Regions from separate parts of the Homo sapiens genome. Here region 2 is linked to region 1. A link is an interaction called in ENCODE POLR2A ChIA-PET data of the cell type or tissue named here. Cell type or tissue: OCI-LY7. All regions are shown on one strand. Each heading gives the region's core, and the rest is flanking DNA. Links, peaks and the distances in the headings are about the cores only.

What was found. ChIA-PET counts read pairs that join two places held together with the same protein. Peaks named below come from ENCODE experiments on the same cell type or tissue, not always from the same donor. Only the 100,000 strongest peaks of a DNase experiment are listed, where the experiment ranks them.
Region 2: POLR2A ChIA-PET joins it to region 1 with 7 read pairs; 4 of 35 experiments call an interaction of 5 or more read pairs at or near these places.

The regions. Positions count from the first base shown.
Region 1 is chr2:25,556,788-25,559,703 of GRCh38, forward strand. All of the region lies in intron 8 of DTNB (dystrobrevin beta), which reads right to left. Among named protein-coding and RNA genes, the nearest start is that of DTNB, 120 kb to the right of the region's middle. RefSeq lists an enhancer at 1,385-2,080. In OCI-LY7, for the core only: a CTCF peak has its summit at 1,588; DNase peaks (open chromatin) are centred at 1,084 and 1,684; H3K4me3 peaks cover 1,241 bases; H3K27ac peaks cover 1,371 bases.
Region 2 is chr2:25,445,167-25,448,082 of GRCh38, forward strand. All of the region lies in intron 12 of DTNB (dystrobrevin beta), which reads right to left. Among named protein-coding and RNA genes, the nearest start is that of DTNB-AS1, 26 kb to the left of the region's middle. In OCI-LY7, for the core only: no CTCF peak of the experiment used is centred there; no DNase peak of the experiment used is centred there.

The DNA.
Region 1 (2,916 bases), core at 184-2,683:
GGATGGGGAGAAGAGGAGATAAAGGAAACTAGAATCGCAGATTCAAAAACATAAAACTAAGAAAATATAGTGTATTAGGCAACTGCAAATAGTTTAACACTGTCATAGTGCTGCCTGTGAGTGGAAGACATAAATAAGAGTCTCAGACCAAAGACATAACTGTAAAAGCTTTCAAAACATTACTCTGTAAGAAAAAACTTTCATGTGTTATAAGTCATCTTTGTATTAGAAGTTGCTTCTCGAATACAGACAGCAGACAGTTCTCTGGCACTCAAATGCAGTAATGGGTTCCATGGCAGAACTGAAGTAGGAAGGAGTGTGACCAATATTTCAGGTTTAGGTAAACAAAAGTTCTAGTCAGCTAAAACCAAAAAAAGCAGAGCACACAAATACTATGGAAGTAGATCCACAGGCAGCCAGGATCCCAAGAAAGGCAGACTGGAGTTAGAGGGAGTATGAGAGTTGGAAGACTAAGAGGTCTTCCCATGTGCTTCTGTGTATGGTGGCACTCTCCAGGGCCTGGAACTGAGATGTCACTGAATGAATACCAGGACAGAAAGCTCGCTGCCCTGTTTAGACAGCCCATTGTATCGCTACACCGGACACATCACAGTTCCAAAGCTGTCACAAGTGCTACCACAGGTCAAAATAGGAGGAGAGCCAGCAGTCCACTGACATCACACATGGTACAGACACACTAAAAGCAGCAACAAAAGACTATCACAACTATTATTTAGCACTGCTCTAAAACAGTGTTTTCCAAAGTTTTCTCAAGATAAAAAATGTCCAGGGCCTTTGTTTAAAAAATAAAACAAAGCAGATTCCTCAGCCTCAACCCAGACCTACTAATATTCCCAAGGGTGAAGGCCTGGGACTTTGTATATTTAACAAACAGCCCAGGTGATTCTTTCCAGGGAATTCTGGGAAGCACTGCTTCCCCACAAATTAGAAGTTCTTACTAACACAAAGAGGTAAAAAATTGAGACAGGGGTAAAACTATCAGAAAGTGATTCAGTTGCTGCTTCCTACAGATGATGTAATTATCTACTTGGAAGTCCAAGAAAAGGAACTGAAAAATTATTAGAACCACATATTGACAGAAGAACCAGTGAGACTTCAAGACAGAAATGTCCATGAGATCTCTGAATGTAGGAGTCTTAACCTAAACAAGAAGAACGAGCTGGAACTAAGAACTGCAGAAATTTATTAGCGTCTGGGGTGGAGTGAGGGGCATGTAAAAGCCGGAACTGTGAGAAAACATTCAGAAAGAAGGTGTGCAAGAGAATGCCGGGGAGCACAGGATCTGGCTCATCAAAGGCGATCCAAAGGCTTAATGAGTAATTAACATGCACATTTCATAGCTAGACATTTCGTAGTCACTAAATGAAGATATACAACATATAACACACATGGATTAAATTTATTTAGAGAAAGAGTTCAACCCTAAATCTGTACCTGTAGATCTCAGAAAGCATGAGGTATTCAGGCAATAATCACTGATAAATTTGAGTTAATGCAGAAACAGATAAGCAATTCACACTACTGGGTCACAGAGAACACAGTGATCTTCCCACACATGGAAGCAGAAGATGCACTCTCCAGTGCAGCTCTGGTGGCCATCTGCAAGAACAAAAAAAAGATCTAAAGTTGACAAAAGGGCTGTGGCTAAGTGATGACTGCCACAGGAAATTGCTCATTTGAAGAACTGCTTGGTTTAAGCTAAGTCATACACTTCTTTGTAATGGAAAAACCTCCTTGTCATCGCTCTAAGAATAATCAGGCTACAGTTGAAAAAATGCCTTATTGTTTCATAAACTACACACCAATTCTTTATTTGATCGCATCCATCTTTTTAAACAGCTGGGTCCATTTTGAATGTTCTCGTTTTAAACTTAGCATTTTTGCAGCTGTAAGTGGTTTTATGAATAAATCGTGCATGCAAACAACACAGTAGAATTGGGCAACGTTCAGATGATTGAAAGGAGCAATATCTAAAACATCCCAAGCAACCTACTGAAAATGCGGATAAAGGTTATCAGGATATCCCAGACTATTCCCCCTAACCCTTGGGGGGCTCTAGAAAGTCCAGAATTTCAAAGGGAGGCCTCTGGTCAACGAAGCAGTCACTTTAGCTCTAAGTCAGCTGTCGAATGGGAGAGTTTCAGAGCACTTCTCCCCAGGCCTCCATAACACCATCAACAAGAGTAAAAAGATGAACCCAGAGCCCTGCATGTTCCTGGCAACCAACACCCTCTCAACTAACACATTGCCACAGTGCCATGATCTGCCTATCTGGGGTTAATTCCAGCACGACCTTTATATCAGGTTATACTTTTTAAAAATAAGAAATCCAAGACTCTCACCTGGTTTTTATTCCTGTGAGGCTCAGTACATCCCCTCACGCGACCCCAATCCTCAACTCTCAAAACCCTTCTCCTTGTCTTCATAGTCCAGCATCGGCAAAATCCCTCCTCTGTCCGAGGCTTACGCATCAACCTCTTCTCTGAATGTTGCTTTCACCTACGGCTCTAGGAGGAAACCTGGCATTCCCTGAAGGCTCAGCTTCCCTGCAGCCATTTCAAGTGGCAGCTGCTTTCTTTCTCACACCCCTCAAACAACTAGACCTCCAGGTGGAGGAGAAGTCCTCCTAGAACCACACTGCCACTCTCAGATCATTTTCCCTTTTCCTTAAAACTCCGATTTTGAATGTCGTATAATCAGACCAAAACCCAAGTTGTCCCTCCTTCGCGGAGTCCAACATTACTACTGTCATAATTCTTGTTGATTTCAACATTTACAGTTGATCTTTCCAATGCACTGATCGTAGTGGGATGAATGACGGCCCCCCAAAAGATATGTCCACATCCTAATCTCTGGAACCTGCATTACCTTATATGGCAGAAGAGTGAATATTAC
Region 2 (2,916 bases), core at 287-2,786, 110 kb before region 1:
AAAATATACTTAATTTTTAAAATCCAACCATAGCACGGCCCATCTCAACAAGTTTATTTATACATTTTAATGTCTAAAATACCTAGAGCAGTTGTGACTGACTGAGGGCATGTCTGAGGTTTAACTAACCAAATAGCACTTTTCTGTTTCTTTCTCAGGCTTTTTCTTCTATTCTGTTCCATTTCACTAACTAACCTTTAGAGTTGTAATGTTAGAGTCAGATACGTGAGCTGACATTAGATTTTCAAGGAAAGGATTTTGAAATCTAAACAAACTCAAAGGGATAAGTTACTTTTTGGGGGAGAAACAAAGCAAGAATTCCCATTTGCAGCTTTCGTAACTCTATTTCCCTATGAAGATAAAACATAAATTGGTACGCATTTCCAAAATGGACGTACTGGTTTGTTTAATATGGTCCTGCATGAGCCCGCCTGTCTGACTTCATTCCAGCATTGTTCTCTGCATTCTAGCCACAATGTCAACTTTCAGGTCATGCGACCTCCAGCCTCAGGGCCTTTACATATGCTGAAATACCCCGCTGGGCATACACTTCATTCTCTTTACCTGGTTAATGCTTGGACACTCTGTTGTTTTGGCTTCAGCTCATTCCTCCTTCCATCTCACTCTTTGCATCTAGGTTTAATTCCTTATCTCCCGAATTATAACCTCCGGTAGTTAAATCTTAGTAGTTAGGAGACAGGACAGTATCCCTGTCCCAGCTTGGCCACTTAGCACACCATGTGACCCTGGGTAGTTTTTTTTTTTTTTTTTTAATCTCTCTGAAGCTTAGTTTCCTCAACAAGAACGTTTTGAATAATAAACTAGCTAATACATGCAAAGCACTTAGAATAATGACTGGCACAAAGTAAATATTCAATAAATACTAGCTATTAGTATTACTCTTTTAGGATGAATCTTACTGTGACCTCTCTGTCCTTGTGAGAAAGGGTCTTTATTTCTCCTTTTGACAGTTCATCTAGTTCCTTTTGGTATACTATTCAACCGTCTGTTTTTATAAGGAAAATTCTTAAGGTTTTTTCACAAACACTGGTAACATTGGATGTAATCGACTGTTTTATTTAATTTTTGAGACAGGGTCTTGCTGTGTTGCCCAGCCTGGAGTGTAGTGGCATGATCACAGTTCACTGCAACCTTGAACTTCTGGGCTCAAGCAATTCTCCCACGTCAGCCTCCCAAGCAGCTGTGACTACAGGCACATGCCACCACACCTGGCTATTTTTGTTTTTTTTTTCTAACTTTTCATCTTTTAGTAGAGACGAGGTCTCACTATGTTGCTGAGACTGGTCTTGAACTCCTGGGCTCAAGCAATCTGCCCACCTTGGCCTCCCAAAGTGCTGGGATTACAGGTGTGAGCCACTGTATCTGGCTTTGTTTTTAAAGGGATTTTTTTTTTCCTTTATAAATTGTTGTATTGTTTCTGGGGAGAAATCTAGTAGTGAATCCCTTGTAGATAAAGTAACGTCTTATGTGTTTGCTTTCTGAGGATTCTATCTTTGTATTCTGTAGTTTCACTATGATATGTCTAGTTGTAGAATTATTTTTATTTATGTATCTGGGGACTCATTGCGATATATTCATCTGAGAATGAATGTCTTGAACACATTTTGGAAACTTAGCCATTAATTCTTCAAACATTTTTTAACCCTAATTCTATTTTCTTTTTTGGAATTCCAGTTACATGACTGTTGGTTCTCTATCTCCCATATCTGAAGACCTTGTTTCAGATTTTTCATCTTTCTGTGTTGTGTTTTGGAAAATTTTCTTAAATATATTTTCTAGTTCACTAATTCTCTATTCATGTGTCTAATCTGACATTTAACCCATCCACCAAGTTTTAAATTTCAATAACTTTTGTTTTAAAAATCTGTAATTTCTATGTGATTTGTTTTCAACTTTGTTCTTTTAAGACAGTATTTTGTCAGGTTTTTAATTCCTTCTTTTAGGTCTTTAGAAATCTTAAACATAGCTATTTTATAGCCAATAACTCTAATATCTAAAGCCATTGAGGGTCTCATTTTGCAAAGTCAGCACAGGGGTTCAAGTTTAGTTGGACTCTTTCAGTGGGAGCACTGTTAGGTCTCAATTGAGAATGTAAGCAGAAATTTATACTGTGCTGCTTCTACCAGGTGCCTTGGGGTTAGTTTTAATGTTAAAATTTCACCTTGGTGATTCTCAAACTATAACGTAATGTAAATGTACCCAAAGTAAGTATAGACAGGCCTAAGGTTTTGAATTTCCAGAGGAGACGACTTCTTCCACTGCAACAGGAGACCTATAAGCTTTCTTTTTCTGTGTGCTGGCAGCTAGTTATCTTTTTTTTTTTTTTTTTTTTTTGAGACAAGAGTCTTGCTCTGTTGCCCAGGCTGGAGTACAGTGGTGCGATCTCAGCTCACTGCAACCTCTGCCTCCTGGGCTCAAGTGATTCTCCTGCCTCAGTTTCCCAAGAAGCTGGGATTACAGGCGTATGCCACCACACCTGGCTAATTTTTTTTTGTATTTTTAGTAGAGACGGGGTTTCACCATGTTGCCCAGGCTGGTCTTGAACTCCTTACCTCAGGTGATCCACCCACCTCGGCCTCCCAAAGTCCTGGGATTACAGGAGTGAGCCACCATGCCCGGCCTAGTTATCTTTTATACAACATATTCACCAAGGGTATAATGCTTCAAGGGCCTACCTTAATGTGAGAACCTCATTTCCAACTCTTCACTTTGCACGTAACCGAGGTTTTGCCACACAAATTCCTGACAATTGACATTCAAGCACAGGGCAGGGGTGGCAGTAGTAGTGACAGCAACAGTAGCTCTTGGCCTGCTTTGGTTTTCAGTTACTTTTCAATTCCTAGGAAATTGAATTCTCTTCTACTTATTTTCAGATCCCAACTCAAGTAACACTTT